Regions from separate parts of the Mus musculus genome. Here region 1 is linked to region 2. The links are chromatin contacts, found by Hi-C or POLR2A ChIA-PET in ENCODE. All regions are on one chromosome and are shown on one strand. Each heading gives the region's core, a stretch centred on a gene start or an enhancer-like site at or near the end of the contact. The rest is flanking DNA. Distances are from core to core; before and after follow the strand shown.

Region 1 (6,813 bases), core at 301-2,800, 51 kb after region 2:
TTGATTTACAACAGGCCTGCAGGTGTAAGGGGGATGGTGGCGGTGGTCCCCTGCTGTTCCTTCCTGGAGATTCCCCTTCCAGTACCTAGCTGTGCCTACACACAGGAAACATTAACATTTTTCTTCTTTCACTTCACAATGTGTCTCAGAGTGAGCCCCTTCAATGGTTTCATATAACCCAAACAAACAAAAAGGCCGCATGTATAGTACCAGAAATTGGGGGGCTCAGGCAGGGGGTTTTGGGGAGCCTGAGGTCAGTCTCACCTGCTACATAGTGAAACCCTGTCCAAAGTAGATGGATGGGTGGGTGGCTTCGGCTTTTGCCTTTGATCCCAGCATTTGGGAAGAACAGGAGTTCACGTCATCATCTTCAGCTACATAACCAGTCTGAGGCCAGTCTGCATCAAAAACCAATGATCTCATGTTTCCACTGAGTTTTATTTGGTATTTTTGTACCACAAATGTAGGCATCCAGTGGCCATGGCCAAGCTGGGTTTACCTGAAAGGGGGGCTGGAAATGAAAAAGGGGGGGGGTTAGGGGGAGAAGAATGAAACCAAAACAAGGTACTGATCAAGGCTACAAGTTTAGTATTCAGCACTGCCTTTGTATAGGGCAAGCCCACACACCCCATCCTCCATTTCAGCTGGATTATGTTGCAAAGCAAGGTCTGTGGGCAGTCTATTCTTCTAAATTCCTGTGGGGAATTACACAGGCAACCCAGGCAGGTGACTCCACCTAAGGCACGTACAGCCAAGGCAGGTGACACCACTAAGGTAGATAAGGTCCATTGTGGCCAGCACTCGAGGTCTGTTCAGTCTGCTCAAGGCTGGGAAGGCCACACACAAATAATTCTTCACCTTAAAACAACAACAACAAAAACAAGCCAGGGGCAGTGGTGACACACGCCTTTAGTCCCAGCACTCAGGAGGCAGAGGCAGGCAGATTTCTGAGTTCGAGGCCAGCCTGGTCTACAGAGTGAGTTCCAAGACAGCCAGGGCTATACAGAGAAACCCTGTCTGGAAAAACCAAAATAATAATAATAGTGATGATGATGATGATGTTATGGTTGGGGTCACCACAGCATGAGGGTGTATTAAAGGGTCTCTACAATGACCCATACAGGAAGTCTTCCCAGCGCCAAAAGCCAGTGGAGGGCAGAATCCAGGTGCTATAGTCTGTATCTTAAATGCCTTCCAAACATCTGTCCCAGCGTGCGGTGCTACTAGGAGGTGGGTGGTGAGGCCTGTGGGAGAGAAGGCCTGTGGGAGAGAAGGCCTGTGGGAGAAAAATCCTGAAGGGATTGTGGGGATCCTGATTCCCATTTAAAAACAGGCGGGAGTTACCTCCTCCCATGATGCTCTGCTTTCCATGGCCTGAAGGAGCCCAGATACTAGGGATTAAAACCTCTGAATTCTAAAATAGAAACAAACTTTGCTTCCTTAAGACTGATTTACTGTAGGAAAGCTAATCAACAAAGCAGGCGCCTCGCCTCATTGCCTAGCCCACTGCTACACAAAGGGTTAACAGCTGGCTGGTCCACCACTCAGGATGTTCATGGGGTTTGTTGCAGTTATTTATTTATTTATTTATTTATCTAGGGACAGGGTTTCTTTGTGTAGCCCTGGCTATCCAGGAACTCACTCTGTGAACTGACCTCAAACTCACAGACATCTGCCTCCCTCTGCTGGGATTAAAGTCCTAACACTGCCAAGGAGCACTTTCAGGTAACTGTTCCTGAGTTTGCAGGGCAGTTGGCTCCTACTGCCTGCTCTCTTGCTTGGAGGGAGGACAGATGGTGTGACACATCAGAGCTAAAACAGAAGTGAGTCAAGTTGCAGCTCAGGGCCAAGCCCAAAGAAGGTGCCAAGGGCCAGGAGCCAAGCCAGACCAATCACATTAGCCTCGGAGCCAACACAGCAGGTTGCCAACATAGTCAGGTGCTGAGGCTGGCTAGGAAGGACGACCGACCGGCTCAGCCTTAACCTGAGGGCAGCTACAGACTGAATGGTGAAGAGGGAGGAAGACAGAGGGCTGACTGTGGGGAGCTATACCAACCTAAGACTTCCTCAGAGGGAACTTTAGTTCGGTGTCCTTGTCCAGGTGTGGACTTGGTAAGGCTCACACTGATTCTGGGGCCCATGTCTTAGATGGGTAGGGGGTTCTGTTTCTGGAAACCCAACTTTCCCCCCTGGACTGTGGTCTTCAGTCCTGAGGCAGCTGAATCCGGTGTCCTCTTTGCCAACATTATCAAACTTTGCTTTCTGCTGACCTTGGCCACTCTGCCTCCACCCTGAACATGCTTCCCCCTGCAAATACTTTGTACCATGCTGTGCTTCTTAGTAAACAAGCAAGAAAAGGGACAAAGAGAGAGAGAGAGAGAGAGAGTCAGCACATGTCAGCAGTAGAGCACTTGCCTATCATGAACCAGGTTTTTTGTTGTTGTCGTTGTTCTGTTTTTTGTTTTTTTGTTTTTTGTTTCTTTCGAGACAGGGTTTCTCTGTATAGCCCTGGCTGTCCTGGAACTCACTCTGTAGACCAGGCTGACCTCGAACTCAGAAATCCGCCTGCTTCTGCCTCCCTAGTGCTGGGATTAAAGGTGTGCACCACCATGCCCGGCTGTGGTGGGGTTTGGTTTCTGGAAATGGAAAAAACCTCAAAAAAAAAAAAAAAAAAGCCAGGTGTGGTGGCGCACGCCTTTAATCCCAGCACTAAGGAGGCAGAGGCAGGCGGATTTCTGAGTTCGAGGCCATCTACAGAGTGAGTTCCAGGACAGCCAGGGCTATACAGAGAAACTCTGTCTCGAAAAACCAAAAAAAAAAAAAAAAAGTCTTACTGTGTGCCATGTACAAGCTGGGCCAGGAGAGATATGGACCTTAAGATAAACAGTCTTGGAGCTGGAGAGATAGCTCAGCAGTTAAGAGGTCCTGAGTTCAATTCCCAGCAACCACATGGTGGCTCACAACCATTTGTAATAAGAGCTGATGCCCTCTTCTGGAATGTCTGAAGACAGCTACAGTGTACTCACATATAATAAATAAATAAATCTTTTTTTTTTCTTTTCTTTTCTTTTCTTTTTTTTTTTTTTTTTTTTTTTTTTCGAGACAGAGTTTCTCTGTATAGCCCTGGCTGTCCTGGAACTCACTTTGTAGACCAGGCTGGCCTCGAACTCAGAGATCCACCTGCCTCTGCCTCCCGAGTGCTGGGATTAAAGGCGTGGGCTGCCACGCCCAGCTAAATAAATCTTAAAAAAAAAAAGATTAACAGTATTAGCGTGCACATGGCTGTGTGAAGTGTGGGAGGCAGACCCCAGAGAGCAAGCTTGACCAGGGCAATGATAAACACACAGCTCTGGTGACAAGGACCCCTTGGGAAGCACTGTGAGGCAGCAGTTGGTGTGTCGGACCAGATCAGAAGTGCCATGACTTTTTATGATAACTCTCAATGGGTTTAAATCCCAAAACCTCACAGTGGCCAAGTGAGGATGCTAGATCTGCCCAACCTTCTCACATCTGTGTACATCACATCTATACGGTAGGTAGGGTGCAGTCATTTCTTGGAGAGGGGGGGACTGCCTGGGATCGAGGGCAGCTACCACTGCCCAGCTCCATGACAGACTGAATGTCACTGGATGTGGAAAACAGCCACTCAGACTTCTAGAATGTGGGGTACAGAAAGCATATAGCTTTTTTTACCATTGTACAGATGAGAACTCTAAGCTGCAGGCAACACCTGTTCACTATTTGCATCTCCCATCTCTGTCTGCACAGAGCCTAGACACAGGCACACAGCGAGGCACATTCAGTGCTTAGACCATAGTTCCTAGGCACCCTTCCCCCAGAAAGGGAGCAGAGTTCCTCAAGAGAAGGGTTCTGAGTGGGATAGAGAGGGAGAGGAAAGGAGGGAGGGAAGGGAAGGAGAAGGGGAAAGGAAGGGGTGGGGAGGGAAGGGAAGGGGAGGGAAGGGAAGGGGAGGGGAGGAGAGGGGTGGGGAGGGAAGGGAAGGGAAGAGAAGGGGAGGGGAGGGAAGGGAAGGGAAGGGGAGGGGAGGGGAGGGAAGGAATGCAGGTGAGCTGAGAGAAGCCGACTTTGTGGTGAATGCTCATAACCTCAGCATTTGGGAGGCTGAGACAGAACCGGATTAGCAGACAGGAAAGCTCTGTAGTAAACAAACTGAAACAAATCCAAGTATTAAAATGGATAATGATTTAATACATCTTGATACATTTTAAAATACACATGAATAATGAGTCTGTGGCTTACAACTTGTGGCAGCCTGTCAATAGTAAGTGGAGGCTAGTCAGGAACCAGCAACTGCTCAGGCCAGGTGGAAGCTGAAGGAAACTGAGGGGCGGGTGGTGTGGCCTCGGTGGGGGCTGAATGCGGTTCCTGCCCTTGGAACAGGACTGGCAGTCTATAGAATCCTGGGTTGTGGATGGCTACTGTGGGCGTTGGGCTTGTTTGTATAATAAATGTACATGGTTTGTATTCTTTCTCTAAGGAATGTCATGGGGTTAAAGTTAATGACTTCATGATAATATGATAATTAGAGACTGGAGACATCCGGGACAGGAAGGTGTGGCTAATGCTCAGCAAAATGCTACAGACTGGGACCTTCAGGACCACACTTTAAGGCCATGGAAAAGAACTCTCAAAACAGAAGTTCAGAATTTATGGGTTCTCAGTCATGCAAAATATAAAGATACAGTATAAAAGATGAATCTAAAGGAACAAAAGCAGCCTCACTGTGAGCCAACTTGTCAGAAGATACTAAGGAAGTTTGTTCCTTTGTTATTGCTACAAAGGCAGAGAGATTTTTGAGTTCAAGGTCGGCCTGGGACAGAGCAAGGTCAGGCCGGGTGTGGTAGAAATGGTAATTTCAGAACAGAGCCCCCCACCACCACCACCACCCCAGCTAGCTCAGCAATTGTGTGTAACAGACGAAAAACCAAAAAAAAAAAAAAAAAAAAAAAAGATATGCAGAGATGAAAACATTCAACATTCAGTGAATGTTTTTTTGTTTTTTTTTTTTTTTTTAAAGATTTTATTTATTGATTATATGTAAGTACACTGTAGCTGTCTTCAGACACTCCAGAAGAGGGAGTCAGATCTTGTTACGGATGGTTGTGAGCCACCATGTGGTTGCTGGGATTTGAACTCCTGACCTTTGGAAGAACAGTCGGGTGCTCTTACCCACTGAGCCATCTCACCAGCCCCAGTGAATGTTTTCAAATAGGAAAAAAAGAACCCCTTGGAGAACTCTGAATAGCAAGAGAAAGTTGTCTAGAGAGAGTTGTCTGGAGATGGCCAGAGATAACGAAACTTAGAGAGAGCACCTGGAAAGCTGTCTCCAGCCAAACATAGGCCACCATGATTTGACACCCCTTCCACAGAACCCCTCTCCAAGCTGAGGCTGGTCCCTGGCAGGAAACTGTTATAGAGCCTCTGAATGTCCTTCCACAAAATAATGATTCTTTTTTGTTTTGTTTTGTTTTTTGGAGACAGGGTTTCTCTGTGTAGCCCTGGCTGTCCTGGAACTCACTTTGTAGACCAGGCTGGCCTCGAACTCAGAAATCTGCCTGCCTCTGCCTCCCAAGTGCTGGGATTAAAGGCGTGCGCCACCACCGCCCAGCAAAATACTGATTCTTTATAAGACGGAAAGGTAACTTCAGGTCCCGGAGCCCAGCAGACACCACTGTAGCCAGTCCATTGGTTAACTTAGCAATACGGAATGAGTTGAGCCTCAGGTCTCCTGACAAACACACAGAGGAAACAGCAGTGGTCCACAGTATCCCTCTCAAACAGCATCGCCTGAGGTTAACCAGGAGAAAACCAACTGGGAAGTGTTCTATAAGACAACAGGCTCTAGGGGCTGGTGAGATGGCTCAGTGGGTAAGAGCACCCGACTGCTCTTCCGAAGGTCCAGAGTTCAAATCCCAGCAACCACATGGTGGCTCACAACCATCCGTAACAAGATCTGACTCCCTCTTCTGGTGTGTCTGAAGACAGCTACAGTGTACTTACATAAAATAATAAATAAATCTTTAAAAAAAAAAAAAAAAAAAAAAAAAAAAAGACAACAGGCTCTAGCCCAAAATTATCAATATCATGAAGGACAAAGAAAGGCCAAGGAACTATTCTCCACTAAAGCCACTGGCAGACCGACCGAGTGTTGTGGTGCTTCCTGCCCTGCTTGCTGTTCTCCTTACAGTGTTGTGCTGAAAAGAAGTGAAGGAAACCAATAAACAGACAACGTAAAGACGATGACAATGAAGCATGTGACCCTGAGCAGGAAAGGACAGTTGCTGCACACACAATTAGAACATCTAAGGGCATCAGTGGGCAGCTAGCAATTGTTTGCAGTAACTACCTGCATTTGACCATTTCAGGGCAAATAAAGAAGAGCTCTGGAGGGCTGGTGAGATGGCTCAGTGGGTAAGAGTTCGGAAGAGACTGCTCTTCCGAAGGTCCAGAGTTCAAATCCCAGCAACCACATGGTGGCTCACAACCATCCACAACAAGATCCTCTTCTGGAGTGTCTGAGGACAGCTACAGTGTACTTACATATATTAATAAATAAATTAAAAAAAAAAAAGAAGAGCTCTGGGTTAGGCACTGTGGTACTGTGGTGCACACCTATAACCCCCACTGTCAGAATCAGGGGTTCTCCCCAGCTGTAGTGGCACAGGCCTTTAATCCCAGCACTCGGGAGGCAGAGGCAGGCGGTCTACAAAGTGAGTTCCAGGACAGCCTGGGCTATGCAGTGAGTTCAAGGCTATTCTGGGTCACATGTTAGTAGTGGGCTGCCCTTCTTCT
Region 2 (6,955 bases), core at 1,355-3,854:
AGGGTCCAAGGTTTCAGCCTGCCACTCACCCTACCCCAGGGCTGTGGTTGCTCTCCTGTCCAAGCTCCTTTCTCCCTAACAGGCTGCCAGTCATCCCTATTTCAACCTACCTGACTTCACCCAGCCATCGCCGCCCTCCACTCCAGCCAGCCTCCCCTCCAAACATCACCATCGCTGTGGGCCCTCCAATGCCACCAAAGGCCTGTTTGTGGCCCTGCTGGGTGGAGGCCTGTCTGCTGGCTTCGTGGGCCCATTCTCCCGTATGGCTTACCAGACCTCCCAGTTGCCCTCGTTGGAGCTGCTCATCTTCCGATGCCTCTTCCACCTCCCCATTGCCTTGTTACTTAAGTTCCGTGGTGATCCACTGCTGGGACCTCCTGATGTTCGGGTTCGGGCCTTCCTCCATGCCATTCTTAATGTCCTCAGCATTGGTTGCGCCTACAGTGCTGTTCAGGTGGTGCCTGCCGGCAACGCAGTCACTGTCCGCAAAGGTTCTTCCACCGTGTGCTCTGCCCTCCTGGCACTCTGCCTCGAGAGCCAGGGTCTCAGTGGCTATGCCTGGTGTGGCCTGTTTGGCAGCACCCTTGGGCTAATCATCATCGTGGGACCTGGACTAGGGACACTGCAAGAAGGGACTACTGGCCTCTACACAGCCCTGGGCTATGTACTGGCTTTCCTGGGAGGACTGGCACTGTCACTGGGGCTGCAGATTTACCGCTCTCTACACTTCCCTTCCTGTCTACCAACTGTGGCCTTCCTTTTTGGCCTGGTGGGGCTAATGGTCTCTGTACCAGGCCTCTTTGTGCTGCAGACCCCTGTGCTACCCCAAGACACTCTAAGCTGGAGCTGTGTGGTGGCAGTGGGGCTCCTTGCATTGGTTTCCTTTGTATGTGTGAGCTATGCAGTCACCAAGGCCCACCCTGCCCTGGTATGTGCTGTCCTGCACTCTGAGGTCGTGGTAGCCCTCATGCTGCAGTATTACGTGCTCTATGAGACCGTGGCACCTTCTGACATCATGGGAGCAGGGGTTGTGTTGGGCAGCATTGCCATCATTACTGCCCAGAACCTCAGTTGTGATAAGGAAGGGCAAACGGAGGAATGAAATCAAACTTGAGGGGGGGAGGGGGGACAGGGGTAAATAGGAGAGATGGGAATAAAAACCATGGGAGAACAAATGCCTGGCAAAGAACTGGTGTGGAGGACCAGTGAGATAGCTCAGCAGATAGAGGCTAATGCTACCAAGCCTGATCTATATGGTAGATGGAGAGAACCGACTCCTACAGATTATTCTCTCTATACATTCGCTGTGGCGTGCTTACACACAAAATAAAAAATATATATTAAAGCAAAAAACTGGTGTGGAGAGAGATGCCCTAGGATTCAAGGGTGACTTGGGACTAAGTGGAGAGGAGAGACCGGGAGCATGTACAGGAACCAGGGTATGGAATTGGGGCTGGGAACAGGGAATAAGGGCATCACTCAGCAGCGAGGTCTCAGATCCAGAGGACTAAGGAAGCCTGGTAGTGGGTCAAGGGGATTAATCCCACAGGCAGGAAAGAGAAGAGCGCTGGAGATGAAGAACGAAGAATGCAGCTTGTCAGGCGAACAGCCAGCACTGGGGGAGGGGCGTGTTTCCTTTCCTTTGGAAGGTATTTTGCTTTCCTCAGTGGTGGTGCTCCCTGTCCGAGCGGTGATGTAACGCTGACATCAAGCATGAATGAATCACTGTGGTTGGCTGAGCAGTTGGCTTTGCTTTGAAAAGGAGTGGAAACATGCTCTTTTGGGAGATTCCCTTGAAACACTCAGCCGCCACCTTATTTCTGAAGTCGTCTGAAAGGTGTAGGGTTTCCTTGACCCCGAATTCCCCAAGACATCCCTATTCTGCCCCACCGCTAATCTGCTTTTCTCAGATTGTCACGGTCGCGTGATCTGCGGCTCCTGGGTAGCAGCCATTCTACTTTCAGAATAGGCCTCCGGGCTCGGGAAAAGCTTGGGCTGAACATCGAGCGCCAGGGCTCCGTAAAGCTATTAGAGCACAGGCGGTGCCCCAACGTCCTGGGGCCTCTCCACTAATAACGGCTACTTCCAATTGATTGGACGCGCCATCTTGCCTGCCTTATGCATATTCAGCGGTGAACTGAATATTCATGAACGAGGCCCGTCCCGTCCCTCCCTCCTTCCCCCCACCCCCGGAACCCGCTCCGGAGGACCCGAAGGGCCCCGCCTTCATTACCGATGCGTAGGACAAACCATTTTCCCGATGTGTGTGGGGGGATACTAATGAGAGACTTTAGCTGAAAATGAGCCTGAACTCCGAAGCTGAGTAAAAATGGCCTAACTTTATCCTCCGTTCTGTAAGTCCTCGGTTTGAGTGCACGGGAAACCCGAAAGGAGGACGACAGGACCAGGAACATTCTCCTCCTCCTGTCGCGTCAGAAAGAACACCCAACCAGGGAGCCGGAGCCCTAGCGTCAACAACTCCGCCGCGCGCGCTCCGTGTAGGCCGGTGCGGGCGGCCCCGTAGCGCAAGGGAGGGCGGGAAAGGAAGGGGCGGGACACAAGGGCGAATCTATAAAGGGCGTCACTCAGCCAGTTCTCTCCTCAGAAGCGCCGAGAGCGCGACCGGGACGGTTGGAGAAGAAGGTGGCTCCCGGAAGGGGGAGAGACAAACTGCCGTAACCTCTGCCGTTCAGGATCCCGGTTACTTATTTATTCGTTACCCCTTTTCTTCTTCCTCCCTCCCAAAACCTCCTCCTCTCCTCCCTTCTTTTGTTTCCTTTTTGGGAGCCGACGAATCTCCGGAAAGGGAGAAAAGGCTTTCTTTCAGCCCTTTTCGTTCCTCTGCCTTCCCCCCCCCTTCCCCCCTCCCCCACCTTTCCCTCCTCCAGCCTTTCCCTCCCTATCCCGGGAGGTCTTTCCTGGTGGCCGCCCGGACGGGTTCTGAGCACTTAGGCGGCGGTGGCGCAGGCTTTTTGTAGCGAGGTTTGCGCCTGCGCAGCGCGCCTGCCTCGCCATGCACGGGGGTGGCCCCCCCTCCGGGGACAGCGCATGCCCGCTGCGCACCATCAAGAGAGTGCAGTTCGGAGTCCTGAGTCCGGATGAATTGGTAAGATAGTCCGCCCGTCTCTCTGCTATGCCTTTGGCTGATGATCCTCTGGGAAGATGGGTCAGTGATGCTGATGTTGTGCGGGGGTCCAGCCTTCAAAAGTTAAATTATGCCAGGACTTAAACAAGCGAAATGCTATGCCTGAGATGAGTGCTTGACTGGACAGAGAAGAAAGATGTTTCCATACTTGAGCATTGCTGCGGTTCAACGAGACAGGGTTGAAAGTTGTACAGGAAGTGGATCCCCAGTTTTAGTTCTTTCACCAATATTGAGCATCCTGCTATGTGACAGTAATCAGACACTAGGAACACAGCTGCACAATAAATATAACAGAAACTCTACCTTCTAAAACACTATGGGAAAAACAGAGAAGAGAGCTTAAGAACAAAAAGAAATGAGCAAAAATAAGTACCTAGATTAAAGCAAAATGAGGAAATGCTGTAAGAAGTCACTGAAATTGAATGGTGTCAGGGTTTGGAAGACATACTTGCCAGGGATGGTGACATTCCCAAGTAATATCAGTCATCAGAGCTATTTTTTTAGGTGGAGGAAACAAGTGTCATGGGACTGAGAGGGAAATAAACTTGTATTCTAGAGACTGAAAAGCCAGTGTTGGGGCAGGCAGGGTTAGTGGGTGCGGAGAGTGCACTGAAGAAGCACGGGATATTGTAAATTACGCTCTAGAGAGTCCAAATTTCTGTTTTCAGTAGGAAACCACTGGGTAATTATAAAGGTGACAGTAGTAACTTATACACACACGCATGTACAGAAGCTCCGTAAAGAGCTGATGTGAAGTGGGTGAGGATAGACAAGGGATAGCTTTTGGAGACTTGGACTTCTTCCTCCTGAGAGGAATAGAGAGTGGAATTAAACAGCTGATTCTAGACTGAGGCAGTCCTGTTGGGGTAAGGGCTCAACTATAGCAGAACTCAAAAGAAAAAACAGAAAAACCTACATCAGGGCTGGTAAGATGGCTCAGCAGGTAAGAGAACTGACTGCTCTTCCGAAAGTCATGAGTTCAAATCCCAGCAACCATATGGTGGCTCACAACCATCTGTAATGAGATCTGATGCCCTTTTCTGGAGTGTCTGAAGTCAGCTACAGTGTACTTACATATAATAAATAAATCTTAAAAAAAAAAAAACAAAGCCCTACATCAGGTTTCTGGACATCCAAGACCTCACAGACCGACACAAAATAAATTCCAGATAATTAAAGTAATAAAACATTAAGAAAGAACAGGATTTTAGGGGAGCTGATACCAGAGGACAAACCTTACATTAATAAATAAAGGTAAATTTTCTGATGATCCTACAGTAAGCTAAGCATTGTACTAAAAGAGTAAGGCAGACATGGGCCACTTTTATCAGAGGCTCTAGAACAGAACTAAAATAAGTATATTGGGAAACAAATTTGTACTGTGATGGACAGGGTTTGATTTTTCAGGGTTTTGTTCTGTTTTGCTTTTGAAGCAGGGTCTCTGTATGTAGCACTGGCTATCCTGGAGCTCATAGCCCAGGCTGAATTTTGCTGGGACTGAAAGTCAGCCTTGTGCATGCTAGGCAAGTGCTCTTGACCACTTGGCTACATGTATTTGAAGCTCTTGGTATTTTGAAGCAGAATCTTGCTGTTCAGTTCAGGCTGCCCTGCAAATGGTGATTCTTCTGCCTTACCTTTCTGAGTGCTGAGAGCATAAGCCCATCTCACCTGGCGTGGTTAGACTTTTTTTTCCTTTAACAAATTAAAAATAAAAGGGGGTGGGGTGGGGCTGGAGAGATGGCTCAGTGGTTAAGAGCACTAACTGCTCTTCCAGAGGTCCTGAGTACACACACATGGTAGCTCACAACCATCTGTAATAGAAATTGATGCCCCTTTCTGGTGTGTCTGAAGACAACAGCAGTGTACTCATAAAATAAATCTTTTATTTTTTTAAAGGTTTCCTAATAACAAGTTAAAAAGAGTTTCTTAATCTGGTAGCAAAAATAATGAGAAGATGAGTGACCTCATGCATTATTGATAGAAGAATAAGTTGGTTAGCTTTTTGGAGATCATTCAGTCTTTAATATATGTATCTCTTGACCCAGCATCAAACCAAGAATTTATTTAATTTTTAAATTGAGACAGGGTTTCTTTGTATAGTTCTGGAACTTGCTCTGTAGACCAGGCTAGCCTCAACCTCACAGAGACCTGCATCCCAAGTGCTGCCACCACCACCTGGCCAGGCCAGCCTTTACCTTTACGATGGTACCTACCCACTGACCTCTGTTCTGAGTAGCCCTGCCTCAGTCTTCCAGTAGTTGTAGAGATGTTTTCATCATGGTCCTTCCCTTCATGGCATCCTCTCAGGAGGATCCAGACTCCTTGAAATTCTGCCCCTGCTTGCCTCTCCATCTTATTACCAGTCTCCTGGTAAATTAAAAAAATATTTTTAGATTAATTTATTTTATGAGTATTATTAATGTTTTGCCAGCATGCATGTATGTACACCACATGTGTCCCTGGTGCCTGAGAGTCAGAAGAGGGCATTGGGTCCCCTTAAACTGGAATTCTTGAAGGTAGTGAGCCACCATGTGGGTGATGGGAATAAAACCTAGGTCCTCTGCAAGAGCAACAAGTGCTTTTAACCACTCTGCCATTTCTCTAGCCCTTCTTGGTTTCCTTTTGCAACTCTGACCTGCTTAGCTTTTAACACTGCAAGTTTATTCTTGCTTCAGGGGCTATTTAATCAGTCTCTGCTGCTTAGAATAACACTGCCCAGACCTTATTGCCTGCTCTTCATGTCAGTGTGTTCTGTATTTAGATGTCTACTCTGACCATTTAAATAGCATCCTTCGTTCTGTAACCCCCTACCCTTTGTTTTACTTCAATAGCCTGCCACTGTTGGAGGATTAATTTTCTTAACTTTCTGTTAGCATTCCAAGTAGATCCTGGTGCTGATTTGCATGTAATTAAAATGATTTGGGTAAATACGTTTTAAGATTGTTTGAAAATGACAATTGAAAGTCACCTAAATATTTACTAATAGGAACCCTTTTTGAATACCGTAGGTCCTATCTTTAGAATAGAACAAAACTGCCCTATAGTCTAGATCCAATGTTCCCAAACTGCTGTCACATTTGAAAGCACTGTAGCAAAATCACAGGGGCACAGGGTATTCTGTACTCTAGAAGTATAGGTGCTCTGTACTCTACTAGTTGCACATGGTTCAGTTCCAACATTAGATGGCGCTGGATCCCATTGAATGACATCATATGTTTGAGAAGCTGAATTGTTTTTTGTTTGGTTTGGCTTGCTTTTTTTTGTAGGGTTTTTGTTTTGTTTTTGTTTTTTGATATGTGTGGAAAAGGGTGGAGGTGCTCTTAGAGATCAGGGGATTTTTTGTTTTGTTTTGGTTTTGGTTTTGGTTTTTTTCGAGACAGAGTTTCTCTGTGTAGCCCTGGCTGTCCTGGAACTCACTTTATAGACCAGGCTGGCCTCGAACTCAGAAATCCACCTGCCTCTGCCTCCCAAGTGCTGGGATTAAAGGCGTGCGCCACCCCGCCCGACTGTTTTTTGTCTTTTTGAGATCAGGGGATCTTATCCCCTGGAGCTGTATTCAGGTTGTTTACAAAAAATTAAAAAATAAAAAAAATTTGATGTGTGTTTTTGTGTGCATATGTGCATGGCATATGTATGTGGGGGAGTCTGAAGAGGTGTTGGAGACCTGACACAGTTGCTGAAAACTCCCCTCCAATTATCTGCAAGAACAATATGTGGGTGTTTTGTCCTTGTTTGGTTGGGGGGGGTGGTAGTTTGGTTTTTTTGTTGTTTTGTTTTGTTGAGATAAGGGTTCTCTGTATGGCCCTGGCT

What was found. Hi-C counts contacts between places; a loop is a spot of excess contacts on that map. ChIA-PET counts read pairs that join two places held with the same protein, here RNA polymerase II (POLR2A).
Region 1: POLR2A ChIA-PET joins it to region 2 with 12 read pairs in embryonic stem cell. The contact joins the enhancer-like site here to the promoter of Polr2a in region 2. A Hi-C loop is called at or near these places in 1 of 37 maps with a recorded cell type or tissue (gastrocnemius). POLR2A ChIA-PET finds 5 or more read pairs at or near these places in 4 of 5 experiments (Patski and embryonic stem cell).

Annotation. Positions count from the first base shown.
Region 1 is chr11:69,702,025-69,708,837 of GRCm38, reverse strand. No RefSeq gene overlaps it. Among named protein-coding and RNA genes, the nearest start is that of Tnfsfm13, 9.3 kb to the right of the region's middle. Within about 2 kb of position 1,550, at least 2 of the 3 ENCODE cell types and tissues checked have a DNase peak (open chromatin) inside an H3K27ac peak, as active enhancers do; they include gastrocnemius, where a contact is called at or near this core.
Region 2 is chr11:69,754,282-69,761,236 of GRCm38, reverse strand. It overlaps Polr2a (polymerase (RNA) II (DNA directed) polypeptide A), which reads left to right and starts at 2,604. Exons shown (of 29, transcript NM_001291068.1): 1 at 2,604-3,106. The coding sequence starts at 3,014. It overlaps Slc35g3 (solute carrier family 35, member G3), which reads left to right. Exons shown (of 2, transcript NM_019871.2): 2 at 83-1,353. The coding sequence ends at 1,102.